2 separate regions of the Homo sapiens genome follow, and region 1 is linked to region 2. Evidence: read pairs that join two places in POLR2A ChIA-PET (ENCODE). Cell type or tissue: MCF 10A. All regions are shown on one strand. Links, peaks and the distances in the headings refer to the core of each region. The heading gives the core; the rest is flanking DNA.

Evidence for each region. Peaks named below come from ENCODE experiments on the same cell type or tissue, not always from the same donor. Only the 100,000 strongest peaks of a DNase experiment are listed, where the experiment ranks them.
Region 1: POLR2A ChIA-PET joins it to region 2 with 5 read pairs; 8 of 35 experiments call an interaction of 5 or more read pairs at or near these places.

Annotation. Positions count from the first base shown.
Region 1 is chr18:44,733,178-44,746,003 of GRCh38, forward strand. All of the region lies in intron 2 of SETBP1 (SET binding protein 1), which reads left to right. Among named protein-coding and RNA genes, the nearest start is that of SETBP1, 59 kb to the left of the region's middle. RefSeq lists enhancers at 36-1,235, 9,181-12,826, 11,015-11,516. In MCF 10A, for the core only: no CTCF peak of the experiment used is centred there; a DNase peak (open chromatin) is centred at 7,024.
Region 2 is chr18:44,683,480-44,696,305 of GRCh38, forward strand. The region is part of intron 1 of SETBP1 (SET binding protein 1); the gene reads left to right. Among named protein-coding and RNA genes, the nearest start is that of SETBP1, 9.0 kb to the left of the region's middle. In MCF 10A, for the core only: no CTCF peak of the experiment used is centred there; a DNase peak (open chromatin) is centred at 9,772.

The sequences.
Region 1 (12,826 bases), core at 2,778-10,777, 50 kb after region 2:
CTTTTACTGTTTGAATGCCAGCTCATCTGAGCTACACAACACCCCCTGTTATTTCTGTCTGACATGGCCAAGCTGAATCTCTGGTAAGTAAATAATTAATTTGGAAGTTGGGGATGTCAGTGGAAAAGTCGGCTCTGACGGCTCAAATAACAAGCCCCAAATGTGATAGCCACTCTCTGGCCCTTTGAGAGACGACCTGTCGGTTCTATTAGATCTGGACAGTCCTGTCTTCCGGCCTGTCTCTCCACATTAAAGTCAAGGAACTGTATCTCTCCATCTTTGGATCACATCTCTGTCCCCAAATGCTTGTGCACACTGTGGAGTCTGGTGTTTTCTTTCCTAACTCCACCAGGCCCATGCAAGTCCACATGACTCATGAGAAGAGATGAGTCGCAGCTCCAGTATCCCTGTGGGTTTGGGGAGGGGTCAGGCTGTGAATAAACCACTACGTGGCTGATTTTACATCCTTCTCTTTCACCACAAAAACCTCAATTTCCCTTTTTGTGGAAAACAAAAACCCTCTTTCAGTGTTCCATCAAGGGGACTGTGGCCTTTGAATTGCACGGTGTCCCTGAGAAATTTTAAAGATTAATCAGCTTTTTTGGGGAGTGGCTGGGAGAGGCCCTATTCCTGTCCATTAGGGAGTAGCAGGTCTCCCCTTCTGTTCCTTCTGACCAGGCTGCCATCTTCATGTGTAGATGAGGAAATTGATCAGCCTATGAATGATTTGCAAATCCACAGATGTGTGGCTGAGACCCTGAGGGCATTCATCACAGGATCTGCCCGGTCCAAAAGTTCCCTTCTCCCATCACAATTCAGGGCCTTCACAGAGCTGGGGGAGTGAGTAATGATGGGGGCAAAAGTCACACACTGAAGCAAATGAGGACAAGCCCTGAAAATCAGACCCTGTTGAGGCCTGGTCCAGGGGCTTTCTAGTACACTAGTTGAGATCATTTCTAAAAGGAAATAACAGAATAAAATCTCAGATAGGCAGTATAAGAATTTGTAAATGGTAAATGTGCTATAAGGGTGAGTAAGATGCATTGCTTATTGCTTGAGAGGATTTCTTTGCCCTTCAGTGTATCTGGATTTGTCATTCATGAGCTATTAATTAAATTCGTACTCTCTGCTAGTATTCGTTTCTTCCCTGGGCCTTCCTGAAGACTGCATGTGTGTCCTAGCTGTCTGCTATTCCAGCTCTCCTGTATATTCTGGGAGTGTGTATGAATCAACTTAGGCCCTTGTTAATACCATTGTTCTTGCAAGACATAAAAAGAAAGTGAAAAAATTTAGTTTGACATTCTAGGATCTTCCCATTTCACCTGAAATGTTATTTAAAGACTTATCTCTTACCAGTTTCTGACTTCCGTGAATTCCCTGACCACACTTCCAATTCCCACTTCCATACTTCTGTTTACATTGCTCTGACCTTAAATGTCTCCTCTCTCTCCCTATCTAGTCAATACTTACCTCTCCTTGAAGAATCCCCTTCCTTCCTGGTGTCCTCAGCTCATGCCTTCCTTACCTCTAAACTTCTAGAGCACCTCTCCGCAGTAACAGTCATTTCCTGGCAAAATGTGTCCCTCCATTGTTACGTTTCTTCTTTTGGACTATTTAAAATTCACTTATTTTATTACATTTTATGTTGCTTTCTCTTATTTAGGTTAGAAATTATCTTGGGGATAAAGGGTTTAATTTATTGGCATTTCCCACAGCATATCACATAGGAAGTACTCAATAAATACAAATTGACTCTATATGATTAAGTTTTAGACAATATCGAAGTGTGTTATGTTCCATTTCTACTCCTAAGGAGTTTTGCTATCCAGTAAGAAGAGAGTTATTTATAAGTCTACATAGAATTCTACTTAGAGATATTCACTAATATAATATTGTAAAGTTGGAAAGCCACACCTCAATGATGTTTCTCAATATTCATTAATCCCAAGAAAGAGTGTTGGTATAGATGCAGAGGATTTAGTCCATGTTGCTAAATCCTGTTGAAAATGTGCTTGAAGATTCATCTGTGGTCATGTGTGCTGAAATCAATTGAGGATACAGACCCAGCTTGGCTCTGCATTAGGAGGCAGGAGACCTGAATTTTAGTTCTTCTTTTTTCAGTTGCTGGCAGTTTAGCCTTGGGTAAGTCACATAATTTCCTGGGCTCAGCTGTTTCTTCCTTACAACTAAGGTTGCATCAATTGCTTGTAGTTAGAGATCTGAACCAGATGATCTATTAAATTTCCTTTCTATCTCTAGGTTCTTTGATTCTATTATTTAATGAGACTAATTCTGCTTGCCATTGCACAATACATTTTAGCAAATAAAAGTTCAACTGAACAGACATGATAGTAACAAACACCCAAACATCTGCAAGACTAAACATTAAGAAGAGAGACAGACAATGGCTTAGGCGGGGGTACCTATGATAGGTGCTCCAGGGCACAGGGAGGGTCAGATGCTGGAGTGGCCCAGTCTTCCTGGGATAAAAATGAAAAGGATCAGGAACACTTTTAGAAAAGATTCTAGATCAAAACTGTAAGGATGCATTCCCCTTCCTGTCTCACCTACGCCTACTAGTAGTCCATGACTTAACACAAGTTCTGCCAGGGACAGAATGGTATAAGATATTTCTTACCTGCTGCTCTCGTGTTCAAGGAAACTCATCAGAAAGATGCTCCAGGTTGGCTTCTGGTGAGTCCTTTTTCATAAAACATCTGGGCAGTTTCAGCCTGAGGAACATATACTGCTATCTTCAGCTGCTGTGGTGGGAGGGAAAGATAACATTTTGTGGGGCTTGTTTTAGTCACTATCAGCTGCTGCTGCCTTAGAATCATGAAGAACATTTTTACCTCCAAATGCAGGTCACTCTACTGGTCTTTTGGAATAGCCACAAAGGGAAATGCCATATCATTAAGAAGGTCAGGCTGGGCATAGTGGCTCATGCCTGTAATCCCAGCACTTTGGGAGGCCAAGGCAGGAGAATCGCTTGAACCCAGGAGGTTGAGACCAGCCTGGGCAACATAGAGAGATCCCTTCTCTATAAAAAAAGTTAGTCAGGCATGGTGGTGCACGTCTGTCATCCCAGCTACTCAGGATGCTGAGGAAGAAGGATCATTTGAGCCTGGGAGGTCGAGGCTGCAGCAAGTCATGATTGCATACTACTGCACTCTATACTGGGCAACAGAGTGAGATCACGTCTGTTTACTTAAGCTCTGTAGGGTATGCAAAAGAACACAAGACAAGTCTTTAAAATTGACACTGTTATTGGAGAGATCAGTTTTATAGACATAAGGATGTCATTACCCTAAGTTGGGAAGATACTGTCATCTTGTCTAGAAAACTTACCTTGATAACATCAACCCACTGTGATATTTCTCTTTTTTGTGCCACATGGTTGGTAATGTAGATTCTATCCTACTTCACTCTTTCCATTTTTCATGCTCCTTTGAAATCAGCATATATTTCAATTATATACAATATGATGTTGTGTATATATTTTATCACTTTAATTACTGAAAAAGGATCAAAACAGAAGTTTCTACGTACAGTTCTCTCATAACCCACAGTGCACTTAGAATACTTAATGCATTATTTGTTGACTGACTTGCTCATACAGTTTGCATGACTTTGCAGTTCTTTGGAAAAGAGGTATTGCTGGAAAGGGAGTTTTATCTGGAAGTGTTTCATAAAGCCTACTCTTATCTCCATTGTGCCCCAGGCAAACTTAGCCACTGTGTCCTCTGTGCTCACTCTCTCTCTCTTACACACTTCATTGCCCTCCTTCTTTCAGTCTTTTTTCCTCAGTATATCTCCAGTGTTGAACACAGGGCCTGGTAGACCGTAGACACTTGGTACATCTTTGTAAAAGAATAAATGATGAATGAATGATATTGAGGTCTAAAAGCTCAGGATGAGAAAGAGAGGCAAATTCAGTTGCAAGTCTGGCAAGTGGCTCAGTTGGAACTCCTCAGCAGGCCTGGCTTGCTAGAGGCCTGTGTTGAGTTTGTCTGGGACAGGCCTCCTGTGAAGACTCACATCTATGATCCAGCAGTAACAGCTTTCACTGTCAGGCACAAACTTCTTGGCTGACTGAAAGAGCAACGTGTTAGTCTCTAGAAGTGGAGTGGACTGGTGTCTGAGGTGAGTATAGCCCACTTGGATACAGATGCCCAGTATTTGGTTACCTGCCCTGGGGAGAGGACTGGTTTCTCCCTGGTGTATAGACTCATAGGCTGGCTACAGACATATATACACACACACCCAACTACTGATTTGCCTTGGGAGTACACTGTGCTTACTTAATATTGTACAAGCTGGTGACCAGATTACCTTATGAGAAGGCACATGATGTAGAGTGTAAAATCCACTAGATTTGAATTTAGAAGACACAGATTCTACTTCCAACTCTGGTTTGCCCTGAGTGTGTAACCTTAGAAGGGTCACTTCACTAGGCCTGACTTCTGTCTGTAGGATGAAGGCATTAGGCTACATAATCTCAGAGTTTAAAGCTAGAAATTTCCAAAGCTGGAATGAGTTGCCTTTGTAGGCAGTGAGTTTCCAATAGCTGGCTGGAAGTTCCAGAACAGGGATTCTTAGCCTTAGAAGTGTAGTTGTGTTGGGCCTTTCCAACCCGATTGAGTAACTTTCAGCTGATTTGGAATCCCATCAGCATGGGCCAAACTGACGTCAGCAGGGAGACAGACACAGCATTACGTTGTTTACTCTGTACAACCTATAAGTGAATTAATGACCTGCCATGTCACTATTTTGATAGCAACAACATCACCCCCATTGTCTACCATTTATGAATTATCTTTTTTGGGCTTGTCAATTGATTGGACATCTGCATATCCTAGGGCATGTGCAGATCCACATGGTCACATGCTCATTCTCTGGGTCTTCCTCCTCTGAGAACCTAGCATGTGGTGTTCTTTGTGACTTGCCCATATAAACTGCTATTAAAGCCAAAGACTGGGTGCCCTGTGCTGGCTGTGTCCCTCTGTGAGAGACTCAGATGCTGAGGTCTCCAGTGGCACTTAATGCTCCAATTGCCATTGTTTGAAGAACGACATCTACCCTGTAGTCATATGTGCCTATGTTGACATCTCTTTCCACTTACTCTTTGCAATTCTCTTCTGGTGTCCATGCTGCTGGTGATCTTTATTAACAGTAAAATTCTTCAAGAGCTCCATAGCCCTGAAAGAAGAATTATGCCATCACTTCCATTTTACTCAATTTCATTTTTCTGGAAGCATTAGAAGATGAGTGTTCACATTTTCCATAAATTTATTTGCAGCTTGAAAGAAGGAAAGATTGAGCGCTGTGGCTCACACCTGTAATCCCAGCACTTTGGGAGGCCGAGGCAGGCAGATCACCTGAGGTTAGGAGTTCAAGACCAGCCTGCCCAACATGGTGAAACTCCATCTCTACTAAAAATACAAAAACTAGCTGGGTGTGGTGGCACATGCCTGGAATGCCAGCTCCTCAGGAGGCTGAGCCAGGAGAATCACTTGAACCCAGGAGGCGGAGGTTGCAGTGAGCCAAGATCATGCCACTGCACTCCAGCCTGGGTGACAGAGCGAGACTCCATCTCAAAAAAAAAAAAAAAAAAGAAAAAAGGAAGACGGTATACACGAACACACACACATACACACACAGAGTCTCCTTTTATGTGTAACAGTTGCCCACAAACTTAGTGGCTTAAAGCAACAAAAATTTTATTATTTTATATTTCTGGGGGTTAAAGTCAGAAATGGGCCTCACTGGGCTCAAATCAAGGTGTTGACAGAGCTGTATTCATTTAGAAGACTCTAGGAGAGAATGTTTCCTTTTCTTTTTCAGCTTCTAGAAGCTGCTGTCATTTCTTAGCTCTGTTCTTCCATCTTAAACCTAGTAACTCAAGTCGAATCATTTTCAACCTGCCATCTCTCTGGTTCTACCTATTCTGTTTGCTCTTCCACTTTTAAGGACTCTTGTGAAAACATTTGGACCTACCTGCTTGATCTAAGACAGTCTATTTCAGGGTCAGCTGATTAGCAGCCTTAATTCTGTTCCGCTTTAATTGCCCTTTGCCATCTAATATATTCACAGGTTCCAGGGATTAGGACACAGGACATCTTTGTGGGGCCATTATTCTGCCTATTACATCTTATTTTAGTAGTGCTAATAACTTGGATTAATAAAACATTAACAAACAACTTTACCTTGCCTTTATCTCCTTGATCTGTGACTGCTCCTCCAAGCACAATTCTTTATACTGGGGAATGAAATAATTGCTTTTTAAACAAAAAGCAATTTGCTATAATTTGTAGAACTGTTGGAGTCATAATGCTTTCAAGATATGTTTTAATAAAAAGATACTTGTATATTTGTAAAAGAGTCTGACTAAATATTTTCATTCATCTGAGGTTCTGGGAAATCTGATTTTAATTATCAGTGATATCTGAATTTGGATTCAGGTCTTTCACATTTAAAATACCCTGAAAGGATAATTTTGGTTATTCAACTTGTATCAAATGAATGACAGATACAGAAGAGTTTGGCAATGTGTTCATTAAATTTAAAAACCAGTATACTGGGTTATCATCCAGCAAGTGCTAACTGTGTCTTGGCAGATGTCTGATGTCCGAGTAGGAGTGATTATGGTTACTGTGTGAAGACTTGACTCTCAAGGAGTTGCAGGATCATACGTGGGAAGTGGAGGGGTTCCCATGTGACCTTCTATGAAGATCAGAAGAATAGAAAACCTGAAGAATAGATTTTGGTTGGAAGAATAGAAAGTCTGCCTAGAGTGTCTTTGGAATGCCAGAGGATGAGATCGTCTTGTTTACTAAGAGTTGTCACGGTTCCCCTCACCTCACCTCCCAAATCCTGGTAAGGAACCAGGACCTGCCAAGGTGAAGCACTGATAGATTTGGCTGGCCTTGAATCTGCAGGTGCTAAGGTTTGGGTTATTATTCTAGAGCGGGCATTGTGAGTCATAGGGCTCCAAGGATTCAATGGTAGAGTTACGTCACCTCCTTTGGGCATTGCAAAGTGAGCATAGGTATTTGCCTACTACTCTGCTGACAGCTTGGGAAGGTTGCCCATTTTACCTTTACGCTAATGACGATATTACCTATTACACATTGTGGCCATTACAGTGTGCACACCAGGGGAGGAGACAGCAAGAAAGTGGTTATCAGGACAGCTGAGGGCTGGCACTCCTTAACACTTGTGATCAGTTATTTCCTTTCTTCATGTTCGGAATAGGAATAATGATTCCTGCCCAACTTGCCTCAAGAATTATTACGAAGATGACATGTGATGTAAATGCACTTTGAAAGTGTCTAGTGGCTATTGAGTTCCCAATACTTTAAAAGAGAGAAATAGGGGTAGAAAGCCTTTCTAGGTTAAGGTGAAATGATGCAGTTCAACTCTCTGATCCTGTGCTTTTCCATACATTTCTCGTGGACACTGGGAAAAGGATATGCTGCCTTTTGCTTTGAATCACAAATACTGTGCATTAATTGGAGTTTATTTGTGGAAAAGCATTTGTGGGATGAGTTTGTAGAGTGTAGAATGGAGGGTGTGTATGTTTGAGGTAGGGTGAGTACAAGTTGTTTGATCCATTATTAGTTTAATTCTCATTTTTAATTGGTTTTAATTTAGTGTTTTGTCTGAAGTGATGATCTACATTCACAAAATTTTATGGATGGCTCTTTAGGGAAAAAGGAACCTGCACTTGGATAAATTTGAATGTACATCTTGATTTCTCAGTTCTCTCGGAAATATGGAGGCCTGCTATATCTTGCATTGTGGACTAGTAGATTATAAGATCATCAAATATAGAAACTAAAAGTGACTTTATAATTAACTGGCCCAGAGGGCTAGAGGAAGCAAATGAACAAACAAAAAACTTTAAGGCAAAAATTGGGCATTCATTCAGTATAATATATTTTCATTCATTCAGTGAATATTTTTGAGTACCTATTCTGTCCCAAGCCTTGAGCTAGGTGCTAAGGGCACCAAGATCAAAGACCCAGTGCCTGCCTGTAAGGAGGTCATGGTCCAGAGAGGAGATAGGCATTAAACAAGCAGTGTTCACTGTGCTCCTTGCCAAGTCTGGCTGATGGGAGGATAAGAGGGATGATCAACAGCAAATAGGAACTGTCCTAAGATTGCCTGGGGGTGGGGATGGGGCTGTGAGGAAAGGCTAACTATTTCCTATCTCTTCCTCTAGAAAAATAAAATACAACTAGAGTCCTAAGAGATCACCTTTCATTGCCTGTGCCATCGGGACCCCTTTTCCTTTTCGGTTCCATGCAAACCCATGACCCTAGATGCTGAAGATCTATTTTTTACCATCATCTTTCTTACTGTTATTATTTATGACGGTCATTGTTTTAACTGCTCCAAGGAGATAATTGCCTTAGTTGCTAAGGCAACCCAACATATTGGGTATAAGAGCAGCCAGCAGAAAGGGTTTGCCAAATTGCAGGGCTGGGTGGGAGGTGTGGGGTGGGAGAGCAAGGGAGCTCAGCTGTGGAGCTTGAAAATAGCCATGTTCAAATTATCTCTGCATTTCTTCCACTGAGGAGCGTGAAGCCACTTGGAATCCGGTGCCTGCCAACTCCTCACCCACCCCTGACGCTTCCTATTTTCAACCCAGCCAGTGCACTCCCTCACTAACCCTCAGTGCTCAGCCGAGAGAGCTTTCTTGGGTTCCAGTTCCCAGACTCACAACTCCTATTCTGTCTGCTGCTACTCAGCCCTGGAAATGTTCTTGCCCTGTATTTCTGGCCTCTAAGGACGGAGGTGGAGGTGGGTGCAGCACGCACAGATGTGTCTGTAGACTCCCCTGTCTGGGCAGTGCACATTACCCATTTCAAACAGACCATAATCCCTGGTGGTCTTGCTCAAGTCTTGTCTTCTTTCTAACTTGGAGAACTATAGGCAGATGACAATGACCATTTACATTTTAATTTTTGAAGACTGAAACATCTTGGGGGATCAACCTTGCTGTCTCCATTAAATAGGTAAACTGAAGCCAAGAGAGGAGAGTTATGCAGACAAAGCAATGCAGCAAAAGTGGGTGATCTCAGCCCCGCACCCCGGTCTCCTGACTTTCACACTCAGCCCTTATCAGTGCCATTAGCTTTGCTCCTTGGCTACTGACCATCTCAGTCTGAGGTCTTCTGGGAGATTTTGCTCTGGTTTCATGTCCTCTAGTTAGCACCTTTTTTGTCTCCTGGCCCTGGTCCTTATGCCAAGATGGGGTGGCAGAGAGGATGCTGGGGCAGGAGGATGCGGAGCACAAAAGTATAGCTCATTGGCTGGCATTGCTTTTCATGATTTGACCATCCAGAAGCAGCTATTGCCATGAAAGAAGATAATGGCAGGAGAAAAGGCAAGATGACAAAAGAATCCCTACCAGAAGATTTGGGAGGTTGTTACTGACTTATTTCAGAAAGTCTTCTTTCTTCTCTTTTTTTCCTGCTCACCAAGTACGCATTAGCCCCAGGATGTCTGTGGGGAGGGCCAGCCTGCCTCTGTGTCCTTAGCAACCTCCAGGGTGTCTCCCTAAGTATGTCCCAGGGCCCTCTGCTAGAGCTCTGCCTCAGAGTTGATCTATCTGAACAGGTTAAATAAACAGGTCTGTGTTTGGGTTAATTATCACTGGTTCTGTTGCTCTCCATTACTGCTCCATCCGGGACTCTGGCCAAGGAACAGATGGGAGAGGCTGCATCATCACCCCTGCCTCCTCATTGTGTCTGGCTCTCCCTCCTTCTCTCTCTCTCTCTCTCTCTCTCCCCCCCTGTCCCGTTACCCCTTTCTGTCTCACTCCCTTCCTCCTTCCCTTCCTGCCTGCCTCTCTCTTCCTCCCTCCTTCTCTTATTCTCCACCTTCCTCCCTTTCTCTCTCTCTCCTCTTCTCTCTCCTAGCCCTGCTTCCCTGCCTTCCCTTCCCCCTCCCTATTTTTGCTCTTTCTCTCTCTCTCTCTTTCTCTTTTTGGCTGAGCAAATAGGCCAGATGGTGGTGAGGGGAACAGACAACAAGTGAGGCATGGCATATGGGGAGCTTGTTTAATTTCGGCTCCTGTAGGGAAGTAGATTGGAGGAGGTGAGCTACAAAAGCAGAAAATGGAAAGGGGAAGGGTAAGAAAAAAAAGAAAAGAAAAACAACAACAACAACCGACCCTTCCAAGGGGGAAATTGGATTCAATTTACTATTGTTGGCCAGTAGAAGCAGTTGAGAATGAACTGAATCGAAAGTAGAAAGTGCCCTTTTTGAATTTCAAAGGTACAGCACCCCCCCAACCCCCAACCTACAACAGACCTCACTTGTACCAGCTCCATATTGCCCAAGGATCTGGTTCTGGGAGAAGGGTCTGCCAGGGGCAGTGGGCATGGGCAGAGTTTCTTATACAACGTGGGATATGGCTGTGTGTTGGTGGATCAATTCCAGGAGAGAGAGGAAAAAGAAAATAGCTCTGTGGCTAAAATTAGGGGTCAAGGGAAGACTAGCCCCCATTTAACCTACCTCTTTTTTTCTACTAGTTGTCTGACTTGGTTTGATGCACCTTTTGTTTCGATTTTATTCTGCTCTACCCATGGACAGCTGCCCAACATAGCCACACCTCACCCTGCTGCCATTGTCTGCTCCCTTTGCATACTTGGAAAAGTGCAGGCAGGATCTCGGAGAAGTGAGTGTAAAGATGTCACTGAATGGCCCTCTAGCAGAAGCCTTTTGTTTTCAACCAAAATGTATTTAACCTTCATGGTGACTGCCAAGAATGTCAAATTTAAGGCTACATTAGCTGGAGTTTCTGGAGAGATTCTGGCCACATATAATGGCACATGCCTTGGTCTCATTGGTGTGCCATTCCCACAGATCAGCGAAATACTGCCTGCTACACCCCTGAACATTTCCACTCTGCCATTGCTGGCGAACCCCCACTCTCAGAGAGCAGGTGGATTTCTGACATCCAGGAAAAGCTGTGACCCAGTGCAGCGTTGAGTCTCAGGCTCCTGGGTCTCTGGGGACTGGAAGAGACCAGAAGCCTTAACAATTACCCTAGGAAAGGAGAATACAATCCAGGCTCATCTGCTGGAGCTGCACGCCTGCTCCCCCCTTCCCTGCAGGGGCCTCCCCAGCTCCACCAGGCAACCCGTTGTTCTGCAGCTGATAACCGGATTAGGCAGCAGAATGGGGCAGATGAGTACCCTGAGGGGCCCTGCCTGGGAACAGGGGCTCCCTGGCCTGGCGTGAGGGCTGCCACTGTCAACACCCTAAGCCGCTGCCTCCTGCAGGGCATTTGCATGTGTGTGCGCCCTACTGTACGCGCCCAAGAGCCAGTGGGAAATGCCGGCGGTGGCAGTTCACACGGGGCACTGCTGCACAAAGCCCCAAGGCCAAGCGGCACGGTGGCCCTGGCTGGCGAATGTCGCGCACCCAGTCTCTCGCAGCAGCGCCTGGCGCGACGACTGCTGGAAGCCGGGCCAAACGCAGTCTTTGCATGAGTGTGGCCCTGGCTGTGGGAGCCGAAGCACAGCCACCACGCGCGCCGGAGCGCAGGGAGAGTCGCCTGCATCGTCCAACCCTCCTCTTAAAAAAAAAAAAACAAAAAAAAAAACGCTTTCTTCGTGCTTGCTTTCAGTGGCAGGCCGGCGGTTTGATCTCCCCTGAATGCTGTCCCCTCATTCGAGGCTTCGATTCTGAGAAGATTCAGGGCATTGTCCAGGGTGGCGGGATGTCGGATTGATTTCGGGGCCTTTGTGTGGACGTGGGGCTCCTGAATGAAGCTGTTATGCGCGTCTGGGGCTGGCGGGCAGGCTGTCCGGCTGCAAGCTGGGCCTCCCTTTGTTGTGGGGGCCTCATTGAGCCCACGGAAGAGGCTCATTTCAGCGTGATTTACTACCACCCAAACACCAGCTGTCTGTTGTGCTGCGGCTGCTGCGACGCCCTGCCCGGCCCCCTTTTGGGTAGAATCTCTTCTCCTTGTGAAGCTCTCAGAGCCCCCACCCCTTTCTTTAAATGCTTAAGGTAGATTTATAATCATTCGTGTATATTCATATTATATACTTGTGTATGTACACCTAGGTATGTATATACACACATACACATACACCCATGTGTATTCTTTTGGTGTGTTTCTTTTTAATAGAGGGCCCTGAGCTGAGGTAGGGAGCAGGTGGAAAAACGCTGCGGGGCTAGGGGCTGATGACCAAGATCGCAGCCTCAGTTCTGTCCTTGATTCATTGTGTGACCTTGGGTCAGTCACTTGATGTCTCAAAGACCCAGTTTCTTCACCAGAAAAAAATAAGAGCATTATTTTTGATAGAAGGAAGGCATGCCTGTATTTCTTGAAATATTACAGTATTTCAAAGCTATGACAAAAATAGAAAAGAGAGTGTCCTATTACTCTCTAACAATTTTGTAAAGCATTATTCAGTGAAAAATACAGCCAGAAGCAACAGGAAACGAGCTTGTGCTCAACCTTGCCAGGCACTGGGGAGGCAGGGTTCAGACTCTGTCTTGTCCTGAGGATCTCAAAATGGGGAGTCAATAAGGAGACTAGGGCCATGGAGCCTTGGAAGTGCTAAGTGAGCATCAAAGGAGGGAGCAGGAGGAAGCCTTGGAGGGAGAAGGGCCATCAGGGAAGGCTCCTGGAGGAGGTGGTGCAGGATTGTTTTGATGTTCAAGGTAGTTGGTAAGAGGCGGGGTGAGCAAAATTATTTCATAGAACTTGAGTGTCCAGTGTAGTGGTGACCATCCCTTCTCTGGCACCCTTCCTTGATCTGGAAGGCACACACACACCCAGGAGTGAAGAGAGAGCTTGAAT
Region 2 (12,826 bases), core at 2,095-10,094:
CCATTTCTCCTGTTAACTTTGAATTCCTCTAGGGGATGAATCGATACTTGTCTGGCACAAAAGTGTACCTCTAGGAGAGGAGAGTTCTCTCAATGTGGTCATTATTTTTAGTTGTACTTCAATCTCTGCTCCAAAGCTTCTATATAGTATGCAAAAGGAAGCAGATGAGAAATAGCTAGCTGGATGGGGCATCCTTTCTGGGTTCCTGTGGAGACACTGAAACTTGGCTGGGCCTGGACCTCCCAGAATGCCAGTTTTTTCCTTGGAGACTTGAAGTTTAAATTGAAACCAGAAAGCTATTGAAGGCAGATCCAGCCAATGAAACCCTGTTTTCTCTGATGCTCAGGAATGGGAAATAAATAACTTTTTGCTGATGGCATTTCAAGTTGCTTCAGTTTTGCTCCTGCCAGAAGAATGGGGCAAATTATTATGAACACATTAGTATTGTAAGGAGGAGTTGCAGTGCTTTAAAAATGGGATGGTGTTATTGAGTTTGTTCAGGGACTCAGTGTATGTGAGAGTCCTACCAGAGGCTGGTGGTGGGAGCACAGGAGGCTGCCCTGGAGGGTTAGCAGCACTGGGTTGAAGAAAGGAAGCCTCACAGAGGTCTTGCTGCACATCATTTTGTCTGGTCCTGGGGTTCCTGTGAAGGGAGCAAAACAATCCAATTCCATTCCTATCCTGTGGCATATGTTGAAACCTAGTGAGTTTCCCAAAATGTTTTGGGCCATAAGTTTGGGCTTCTTTTAGAGTGGTTTTTAAAGGCAACCCAGGTGTTTTACAAACTCTTCATGAAGTTGCACATACTTTGGCCTGCCATATACCTGAAAAGTGCAGGAAAGAAAACACCAGGATGTCCACAGACTATAATTCGTGAATGCAGAAAGATGATGCCAATCTACATTTTTGCTTAGCTCTGAGTTTTCGTTTTCCCTTTTTACCGAACTTTCTATTAGATTTTGATGCCCCCCTGAGATACATCACACTGGGGCTGGAGAAGGTTTTGGAGGACTGTAATTGTAGATCACTGAGTTGAAGCTTCTGGTCCTTACTGTTCTGATTTAGAAGTTTCGTAGGTTCAGTCCAGAACAGCTGTTTTTAGAAGGTTTTTTTTTTTTTTTTGCCCATTAGAGGGTACCATCTAAGGTTGAAGAACCATTAAATAATTAATTAATTAATTTTTTGTGACAGAGTCTCGCTCTTGTTGCCCAGGCTGGAGTGCAGTGGCGTGATCTTGGCTCACTGCAACCTCTGCCTCCTGGGTTCAAGTGATTCTCCTGCCTCAGCCTCCCAAATAGCTGGGATTACAGGCACCCACCACCATGCCTGGCTAATTTTTGTATTTTTAGTAGAGACGGGGTTTCACCATGTTGGCCAGGCTGCTCTTGAACTCCGGACATCAGGTGATCCACCTGTCTCAGCCTCCCAAAGTGGTGGGATTACAGGTGTGGGCCACCGCGCCCGACCGAGGAACCATTATTTTTTAATGGCCGTTAGCTTAGAAACCAGCAGTTGACTTCCTACCCTGTTCATAGCAAATGATACCAGGTAAAGAATGTGAGCAGCCCTGAAGTCCATAGGATCCTCTGGGAGGTAGCTGCCACCCCCTCCCAGGAGCCCATGATGGTTAATGATCAGCAGACCCAGGTAGAACAAGTGTAGGCAAAGCCAGCTGAGCTGACCCTCAGGTAGGCAGAGGCTGTGCCACTCCAAGTGCTGAGGAGGAATAGGGGATGAATGGTGAGCAGATAAGAGTTTTAGAACTTTGTTAGCTTGGAAAAATGTTTCCTTGGTCCAACTTATCTTTTCCCACCAAAAATACCCCCTTTCATATGCATGGCATTTTGTTCTTTTCAAAAATATCTTTATATGGCTTCCGCCCCCTTGATTCTCCTAAGGAGGAAGGCCAGATAAGCATTTTATCTCCGTTTAGAGGATGAGGCAACTGATACACTGGGTTGCCTGAAATGACACAAGTTGGTGGCCAACCTGGGGCCAGACGGCTGTGGCAAAGTGTGAAGAGCCTCACATCTGAAGTGACAAGATCCTCTTTGGATCGTGTCCCTGTACTTCCCAGTTAAATGACCCCTGGCAAGTCAGTTAACCTCTCTGAGCCTCCGGAACCTAATCAGTAAAATAAAGATAAAGATGCTTACCCTGCCTACTTCACGGGGGTTATGAGGATTAAATAATACCAGCTAATTTCTGTAATTGAACTCTGGGAGGATTTCCATGCTGCCTCCTGGAAACTGGTGCCTGGGATTATTGTTGCCATAGCCCAGCAATTAATAACCCCTTGGAATGATCAGAAATGCCCACAAGGGCTCCTCGTGTTCTAATAATTCAACCGATGTCCATATAACTGTATATATTGAATTATTAGATGCCTACTATGCCATGTGCTTTTTGAGGCTCAAAGTCTCAGGTGGTATCCAGTTGGACTCAAAGATGTCCCAGTGCTCAGGAAATGCTCTTTGAGTTAAGGATCAGCAAGAAAAAAGGAAAAAGATGTGCAAACACACAGGGAGGGGAGGCGAAGTGGAGAGAATGAGGGGGAGGTTCTCCATCAAGAAACCACAATACTTAAGCAATGGCATTCAGGACAGAATTTCTAGCCCCTCTAAAGAAAAGAACTAATAGCAGCGTTGCCGCTGTCCCAGCAAATCCAGTAAGTTCTCCAGAATCAGGAAAGTTCTTCACAGCTCATTTGTTCCCTGACTCTTCTGTGTCCCTCCTTTTACCCTTTCTCATGAGAGCTGGTTTGCCCTGCCTGGCAGCCTGCAGCAGGCACCTTGCAGTGTTCTCGAGTGAACCCCAATTTTATGCAATATGCCCCAGGCTGTGTTGTCAGACTGGTTTCTTCACTGACTCTGGACATTCTGAACATCTTCCTGCCTCCACACCTCAGCTGTCTCTGTGTTGTCACCTCCAGGTGGCCAGCTAGTTGCACCCAGCCTCCTCTGTGGGAGCTAACTAGTTCCTTCTTCCCAGCTCTCAGCTCCTCATCCCCAGTTCCCAGAGCAAGGCACCCCACTTATGCTGCCTTGCTGTTTGTTATCACTTACCCCCTCCAAGCTCTGAGCCCTTGAAAAAGGGGAGAAGTTTTCCCACACAGCCCTGAACCTTATTTATGAATGATTTTTTGTTTCCTGAATGAATCACAGCATTTATGAAGAGATAGAATATTGAAAGTCAATGTTGTTTAAGGTGTATTAACACTCTGCATTATGAAGCAACACAGTGAGGGCCCCTTAGACAGTGTGAATAATAACTACTTTAAGCCAATAATAATTGCTTTTTATATTTTTGGCTACCTTTCGGGGGTAATCACCCAAAAGTTTCTCCCTTAAAGTTTAAGAGTTAAGCATATTTTACCACATGTGCATCCTTTCAGTCACCGATTCACTCATTCAATCATCAAATATTTGTTAATAATAATAGTGCCTACTGGAGTCTCATTGTGACTCTAACACACATAGCCCTTGACTTTCTCTGAAAATTCCAATTGTATTTTTTGTCCATCTTGCTCATTTTGGCACTTAACCATACAGTCATCTTTGTTGCTGAAGTCCAAGTGCTTTTCCGCTCTTCAGTGATGGAGTGAGCCTGGCCACAGTGGAAAACAGAGAAGGCTGAGGAGGCCGGGTGCAACTAGTTGGCCTAAGAGGTCAAGAAGGCTGAGGCAGAAAGCAGCCTGGGCTCACATCTATTAGCATATGATGTGGGACAAGCTACATTGCCTTTCTACTGTTGTACAGTAAAAAAGTTTGGAGTGGTATAGAGTGTCCCTTCTAAAATTCTGTGATTCTATAGCTAGAGGTGTCCTAGGAATGTTAAGGATTTCTTAAAGGTCAGAGCTCCTCAAACCCCTTTAATGGCGCCGCCAACAACTGTCCAAACCAATCCCACTGAGGATTAATGCCCTTTGCTAAATGTTTGATGGGTTGAAAGAGTTACAGAAAGGGAAGGTGGTGCCCTGGGGTAAATAGAATTGGGGGGAGCACTTATTAGAACAGTGGAGTCAGTCTTGGAGGACAGGGAAGGGGAGAGGAGGCAATGGTGAGCTGAATGTGAGGACATACCACTAAGAGTAATGTGGAAGGAAGAAAGGGATTAAATTACCCACATCTGTTTTGAATTGGTTCTCTTTGGTAAAATAACTGACTTGAATCAAGGGAGATGGAACAGACAAAGACAGTTTCTAGGAAGTCCAGAATGTATTCTGTAGTTGAGCTTTGCTGCTGCTTCCTGTCAGGTGGCATCTGGAAACCCTGCTATGGATACTTCACTCATGTCATGGATCTAGTGGGCTGGATGTCATTTCTCCATGTAGATTCTAAAGATCATGAAGTCTAGGGCCATGCCTGGGTTCCTGAGGTGTCCTCTCCATCCCCATAGCACCTGGTCTGCCCAGCCACATTGCAGCCTGTGTTCAATAATAGCTAATGGGTTGGTTTGTGTGCATTCTGAGATCAGATACGGTGACCCACAGTCTGCAAAACCAGAGCCTTTGATTTGGGTTGGAGTAGGATCAAGGAAATTGGGCTTTGGCCTAAGGTGCTGTAAAAGTTCTGTGGGATTGATGAAGCACCTGGGAGCATACTGGTTGGATATTTAGGAAGAGGAAGCCTCTTTAAGCCACTGAAATGCTGCAATTGCTTTTAACCCAGGATCTAGTAAAGGATTTGGGATGAAAAAGGAGCATGCAATATTGTTAGCCAAATTTAGTAAACAGCAATTTCTTCATTATTCCTTTTATCTGCCAATGATTTTCAGTTCTGTCAGTGGAAAGGAGCTTCTTGGAGTTTGAATTTGTGGCTTGGAGAAAGGTTGAGATGGGGAAGCTGAATTTGATGGAACCAACTTAGTAGCCCATCAGAAGCAGTGGGAGCACCAATGTGCTTGTAGCAGACTAATGAAATCTGCGTGGCAAGTCCTGTACAGTTGTTGGTGTCTCTTTCTGTGACCTATTGTTATTTGAGCAATGAGACCTTTGATTTTTTTTTTTTTTTTGAGATGAAGTCTTGTACTGTCACGATCTCTGCTCACTGCAACCTCCACCTCCTGGGTTCAAGCAATTCTCCTGCCTCAGCCTCCCAAGTAGTTGGGATTATAGTCACCCGCCACCATGCCCAGCTAATTTTTTATATTTGTTGTAGAGACGGGGTTTCACCATGTTGGCCTGGCTGCGTCTCGAACTCCTGACCTCATGATCCGCCTGCCTCGGCCTCCCAAAGTGCTGGGATTACAGGCATGAGCCACCGCGCCTGGCCAAGACCTTGGTTTTTAAAAAAGTATTGATTAATAGTAGTGACTAAAAGGGATGATTTGATGTGAAATCTCTGTGAACCTTTCTACTCGTTATACTTTAGAGCTCTATTACGACTGGTGTTTTGATCCACAAATATTTATTAAAATATCAGCATTGCAGATTGTGTGAGCCATTGTGCCTGGTACACTTGCTTGGGAAAGGCCTGCTCTGAGATGTGGCTTTTGCCCTGGGAGAGTGGGCAGTGTATCTACAGATACGTGCTTTGCTGAAATGGAAAGCATTCTTCTGCAGCCAAAGTTGGAACATGATCCCAAATGGAATTTTGCTATTTGTGTGATCAGGCCTAGGGTATAGTCAGGGAAGATTTCAAAGAGTATGTGTTTAGGATTTGATGGAAGATGTAGAACAAAGGGACATTCTTGGCGGGTAGAACAGCTTTGGCATAGGGGCAGCAGTGGGACAGAGTTCAAATGCGAATTGAGAATTGCCTCAAGGAAACAAATGCTTATTTCGAACATGTACTGCATCTGGCAGAAGCAGCATGGCCCTGAAGATGAAGGTCAGAAGGCTGACATTGAGGGGCAGACACCCCCATAGCAGACACCTTTGTGGTCCGAGGTCTTCTGTCCACAGTGAGAAGGATAAAACCCAGGGCCCTCTATGTCAGACTCAATGTGCCTGTTATAATTCAAACTAATCAACCTTCCAACTCTCTGAATTAGCAAAAATTGGTTTGTTCATTGACATTATTATTGATTGTGACCAGACTCTGATGGGTGCCATGGGGATCCCAAGAGATGGAGTGAAAGATGCTCTAAGAGCCCATGAAAACCAGGGGAGGAGTAGCAGCAGCCAGCCATTTAGGTCTAAGTGCTGAATTGTAGTGGGAGCCCGAGGGGTTTAGTGTCTCCAAGGGTTAGTCAGATCAGAGAAAGCTTTGAGGAGTAGGTGGAACTTGAGCTGAGTCCTTGACAATGGAATAGTCTTGGGTAGGTATGGAGCAGCAGGGAAGATCATCCATTTGGGAATGTAGAGGGAGAAAGGAGAACAGTTCAGCATAGGGCTCTGTGGAGTGTAAGGCAGCAAGACAGATGGGATGGTGTCCTGTAGGAAACAGGCCAAGGATTCATCTCCCCTAAGCTGAAATGGGGAGGCATGCCCACAGCTTTCCAAGTGCAGGGAGAGCAGTCTTGGGGAGCAGGTGGGTGTGCCTGTCAGAGACTTCCACACATAGCACACATGAAAGAACGCTGACAGCTGACTCTGCCTCCTGCTGCTAGGTCCTGTCCGCTACCAGCTCTTCAGCATGGGGTTCAAAAGAGGTATCTTTAGAACAAGAAATGAAATTGTATATAAGCATTTGGAATGGGGATGGGCCGCTCTGGGGAACATAAAACTCTTGTGATACTGGTACTTATTTCCAAGTGTTTAATGTATAATTGGAGAAGGAAATAAACAAGATTCAGTAACAAGACAATGTTTAATGACAGTACAAGGTAGCTAGAGGAGATATATCACAGAGAAAGGGAAGTGGAGCTGATATTTGTTTAGTTCTCTGGTATGCTTAGCATCTCCTTTGCAGCAGAAGCACAAACATATACGTGCCAGATTACACTTTATGTTCAAATGACAATGAACAAAGCAATGGCTTAATCAGACGGTTGAGAAGTCAAGGAATTTGAATTAAAACTGAACAGGTAGTGAGGTGAAAGAGAACTTTGAAAGACTTTATTATTATCTGTTAGATGGTTCAGTTTATCCTCATTGCCTCCAAGTATGTCTACCAATTCCTTCCTCAATTTATAAATGGTGTGGTGGAGGACCAGAGTTTTCAGGGACCACTAATACAGAATATTTGAAGACTGGTGGCTCTATGGTTCAAATAACATTTGGAGTCAGACACAACTGCCCCTGTGATTTCAACAAATCCCTCAACTTTAATTTTCTTATCTGTAAAATGGATGTGTCTCTGGGTTAAAATCAGTTAGTAAATCAGGGTTAAATAGTATAATAAACTTAAATCAGATGAAAAACGTAAATAAACTTAGAGAATACCTGATGTATGTTAACAATTCAGATTATTTTCTTTACGATGTGAATTCCTCCTCCCTGCTTGGACAGGAAATATTATGGTCACAATTACTTCTTTCAAATCTACTGTATTTAACCTATTTTGGTATTGTGCTACACATATTATTTACCTTTTTTTCCTGCAAGATTCTGTGAGGAGAATTAGAAAAGGCAGATGAGAAAACTGATGCCCAAGAGAGTTTAAGTGACGTGGCAATTCAGATGGCACACTGGTTTTAGAACTCATGTATGTAGAAGCAACTAACAACTTTTGGTCAAAAGTTGGCATCACTTTGTGTTTTAGATACCTCATGATGTCAAACTAAGAGGCTTTGTAATCATATATACCTCGATTTGATTGTGAATCTGGCACAGAAAGTGTGTGCTCTTGAGTAAATCATTAACCTTTCTGGACCTTAATTTCCAGGTCTGTAAAATGAGGACAAGATCTTCTGCATCACAGTGCTGTTGTGTGAATTAAATTGATAATGACTGTAAAGAGCTCAGCACAAGTTAGTGGTAATGTTTAACCACCCCCCGCCCCCCAACCCTTTCACTACAAGAGAACACTTTTCCTTGACTGCACAGAGGAACACAGGCACAAGTAACGCATCAAAGCCACAGCTCAACCTGCAAACTTGATTGGCCCAGGCAGGATTGTAGAGATTTTTCACCAGGGAGCAAAGACACAAGGGTCATGCTGTTGTGTTGTGTTATTGGTTCCCAGAGGAGACACTGTTTTTTACAGCTACAGCTGGAACTGTTGGTTAATGGATAGTATGTCAGACCTCAGGTCTCAGAAGTTTCATCTCCTTTCCTTATCATAGAGATCCCTGAGTACAGAGACTAACGGCATATGCTTAGTTTTGTCTTAGGCTCAGCCAGCCCAGCCAGGCTGAGCTGCAGAGTCAGCAGAATCTGATAAAAAGGTGGAAGGTACCAGCCCTGGCTTTGAAGGGCTTCTGGTTGAGGAGACAAGGCTCAGTACCTGGGAATGTCAGAGCTGGAAGGGGCCACAGGGTTGAACTCATGTTCTCTGGTCCCAATTCTACATATAATGATGGGAAGACTCAGGGAGAAAAAGGAACTTGCCCAAGGCCACCAGCTCTAAATGGTGGAGGAGGGATTAGAATGTGGAATTCCTGACTGTACCCAGTATTATTTCCTCCATGAGACAAACTGGAAACAAGAGAAGAGCAATAATCAAACAACAGCTAAATGGTCAGGTTAGCAGATGCAAAGGAAACAAGTTGTCTGTGCTTCTCACTGTGTAGCAAGATGGAGGAGGTTGGTCTTCAACTCCTGTCCCTCAGGGCTTGACTTGGAGTCTTAGAAGAGAGGGTGGCACTTAGTCAAATGCTAGCTTGGTGATCAACTATGGGAGTAAATCAAATGTAACAAAAAAGTTTGCACACTTACTAAGGTGATCCCAGTATGTTCTTTCATAATTATTATCTCATTTAATCTTTACTTCTTGAAACAATCCTTGAGGTAGGATTATTACCCCATTTCCAAATGAGACTTGAAAAGATTAAAAATGTTTCCTAAGAACACAATTACTAAGTGGAAAAGGGAGGCTAAGAAATCTAAACCTATGTCATCAAGTCAGAACTGCTTCCATTCTTCTTTTTAAGGAGAAACATGGCTTGAACACTTACTGTTGGACAGTTACTCCCAGTGTTCTCTATGCTTCCAGCTGTGCAGAGACTCATTTAAAATATAGCCCTTGTCCTCATGGAGCTTGTGGTCTAGTGGGAGAGAGAGGCAGGTAATTAAAATGTTGAAACAGAGCTTGCCAAATGCTTTGTGAGAGCAGAATGACCAGGGAAGTGAGAGCAAGACCGTGCGTGTGTGTGTCTGTGCACATGTGTATGCAGGAAGAGGTAGAAAAGGAGGGTCCAGCCAGTCTCCATGAAGGAGGTGAAATCTGACCCAATTCTTGCAGGATAACAAGAGTTAACCAAGTAGAGAAAGGAGAAAGGGCCAGCTAAACAGAGGACCTATCAGGGAATCATATACAGTAATGCCCATCAGTGGGACTTGGGAGATCTGCAGCTTACGAGATGCTGCTAGAGCATGTGGTAGGTGAAGTAGTCTGGAAATGCTGCTTGGAAGAGGTAAAATGTGATCAGGAACTTACCACACAAGTGCAGAGTATAAAAACACCACTGAGTAGGAGCTTTGTCCTTTGCTATAGACAGGTGATGTATCTTCAGGGTCAGAGAACCATGGTGTAGAGCTGCCCTTGCTCTTGCCGATTGAGAGCTAGGTAAGAGTTGGGTCACCTGCTAGATTTACCAGTGTTGTGGAGCATTTACTCTGGGTGTTTCTGCAGCTGGAAGGAATTCCGGAAAGATTACTTAGTTATAGGCAGCTGAGTCAAGTGGTGTCTGTCTGGCCTCTCATTCAACATTCACCGAATGAGTAATTTGGAGTGTCTCTCTGTATCAGAAACTGTGCCAAGCCCTGGGGGTGACCATGGTGAGCCAAATAGGCACAGGTCTTACCCTTCAAGGGCTTATCATCTAGTGGAGAAGGCAGAGTTTGAAACCAAGAATGGCACAAATATTTAATTATATAATTAATGTTAGGAAAGACAAGTTCTGGCCTACAAAGGCACAAAAAGGGGAGTTATGATCTGGTTTGCGATGCTCAGGGAAGAGGCATTTAACCTCAGCCTGAGTAATGAAGAAGTCTAACTCCAGGGGAGCAAGAGGAAGATTCCAGGTGCATGCAAAGTCCCATGAAGTCACTTGTGACTCCCCACCAAAATACCTTAGAAGACATAAAGAAGGATGAATAATCAACCACTCCCAAAGCCAAAGTCAGACAGTCAGTCTCTTGCCAGAACCTGACAAGAGATTCTTATAACTATAGGCCAATGAGTCTAGGTTGAAAATACAATTTCTTCCTCATCTGTAATTAAGTAGGATCACACTCCATCTTTTTACACCATTTGCTTTCTTAATCAGTTTCTGTCAACCAGAAAAGCAGGCAGTCATCAAGTCTACTGTATGGGCAGCTTGAACAAAACCAGCTAAAGACTTCCCTCCCTGACATCATTATGCATATTCTCAAAGACTATAGCTCTCAGAAGACAAATGGGCAAGAGTGGGAAGGGGAGTTCTGGGAGGAGTGGAAGAAGGGCATTGACTTCTGGGCAGAGATGTTGCTTCAAGTAAAGTTCTGAGGTGAGCATGGAGTCTTTGTCATAGAGCATATTGTGAAGTTTAGCTGTTCAGCTGTTTTTGTGAATCCAACAGAAAAGACTTTTCTCAGTTCAGCAAAACAATAGTAGATGGATGTTTACTCTCAGTGGTGTTCTAGTATATGCTTAACACCCTGTTTTCCAGATTTTTTAAAAGCACTGACTTGTAAAGTTTGCTCGTTCTTATGGTGTAAACACTCCCACCATGGCTGAGCTCCCTTGCCCAGGCTGGAGTGCAGTGGTGCGATCTCGGCTCTCTGCAACCTGAGCCTCCTGGGTTCAAGTGATTCTTCTGCCTCAGCCTCCTGAGTAGCTGGGATTACAGGTGCATGCCACCACGCCCGACTAATTTTTGTGTTTTTAGTAGAGATGGGGTTTAGCCATGTTGGCCAGGCTGGTCTCGAACTCCTGACCTCAGGTGATCTGCCCACTTCAGCCTCCCAAAGTGCTGGGATTACAGACATGCGCCACCGCACTCCATGGCTGCATTTTAAGCTACCAACTTAATGCCACTGAATGTGGAGTTGGGGAGAGATACACACAGTGGGCTCTTATGAACCCATAGGCACTAGCTTCATTGCATCCCTGGTTACTGTTCACTAGAACTTGATATGGTCTCTGGTAAGAGGAGTAGCTCGAAGAGGAGGATGTGACTGGCTTCACAATGGGTAGAAGGTAGTCCAGTACTTCCTCTGTAGGCCAGGCTCTCTCCTCATCAGAGTGTGAGCAAAGAAACAGAACCCAACACAAGCCCTCCTGAGGTGGAAGAAACACTTAAAACAAGGTAAAAGGAACAATATCAGGAAAATTAGTTAATCCAACAGCAACATTAGAGTTTCAGAAAGCTACCTGGCATCTTTGACAAGAAGTATGACCCATGGAAAAGGAGCATTAAGAAACAAGGACGGAGCATGCTGATGAAAAGACATCAGAATCAGCTGAAAAGTGGATGCATAAAGTAAAGAAAGATTGCAGGGATACAAAATGTGCAATTGCAGAATTAAAAAAAAATCCACAGTGAAGTCAATAAAGGCAAAGGGGGCATGGAAAATAGAATCAAATTGGTATTATGGAGAACAGATTGGGGTATGCTCTCCCACAAGGCAAAAGAAGGAAAGAAAAGCAGTGAGAGAGAAAATGATAGAAATGGAGAACAGAGATGAGAGCTCTAAACTCAGAATTACAGGAAAAACTTCGAAAGAAGCCAGAACCATTTAATGGAAGAAATTACCAAAGGAATAATTGAAGGGAACATTCCTGAACTAGAAAGAACCTGCATCTACAGATCCAAAAGGCTCATTATGTTCCAGGAAAATTAAAGGGAGAGAGCTCCACACTACACTCATTTTGTCATTAATAAAATTCTAACATAATGAAAAAGAAAGTCTTCAATTATAAACACATAAAGCAAGTTGCCTAAAGAGGAAACCAAATCAGGCCAGCCTCTGTTTTCCCTTCATTAGTTTAAATGCTGAAAGACATGCTACAAAATTTTGAGGCAAAAAGTTCTAGCCTGAGAATTATCTGGTCAGCCCAGTGTGTTTTACGTGTGAAGATGAAAGAAATGCCTTGTGGTATGGGAATTTGCAGAGTCCAGAGCCGAGGGAGGACTGAGGATGAAGAGCTTGGGGAAGTTTGCAAAAGTTCAGGAATGAAGCCGAGTACTCTTCCTGTGTTTGGGATTGTTTGCCTTTAAGACCTGAGAGGTGCACGTGTTGTTCATGTGTTTATTTTGTAATAAGGAGCATGGAGTTCTACTACCAAGAAATACAGTAAAATTTTTTTAAAAAGTAAAAATAATAAGCTAGTGAAGTAGGCTGGGAAACCACCTTTTTTTTTTTTTTCTGTTCATTGATGAGACACTGAGGCTGAAAGAGGCTTATGAAGGCTCCTAAGTGGCAGAACTAGGCCAGGAATTCATTTCTTTTGACTCCTGTTGAATATACTAAGGGCCCTATCTCTACCACCTTGTCCTTTTGGAAAGCAACAGTCAGGATGACAATGGCCTGTATGTGCATGGCACCTGGGCAAAGCAGAAGAGGGAGGTGAATAAATGATGCTGGGAAGCCCAGCTTGAGTTGCTTTGTTCACTTGTTAATTCAGCCATCCAGCATTTCTTGAGTGTTGATTATGTGTTGGCCATGGTGCTAGGTGTTAGGATTTTGTGGATGAATACGACACAAGTCCTGCCTGTTCCCAAGAGACTCACAATACTGCTGTAAGGGAGAAATACCCTCATGTACTCAATAATAATACCTATGATCTAGCAACTTGAC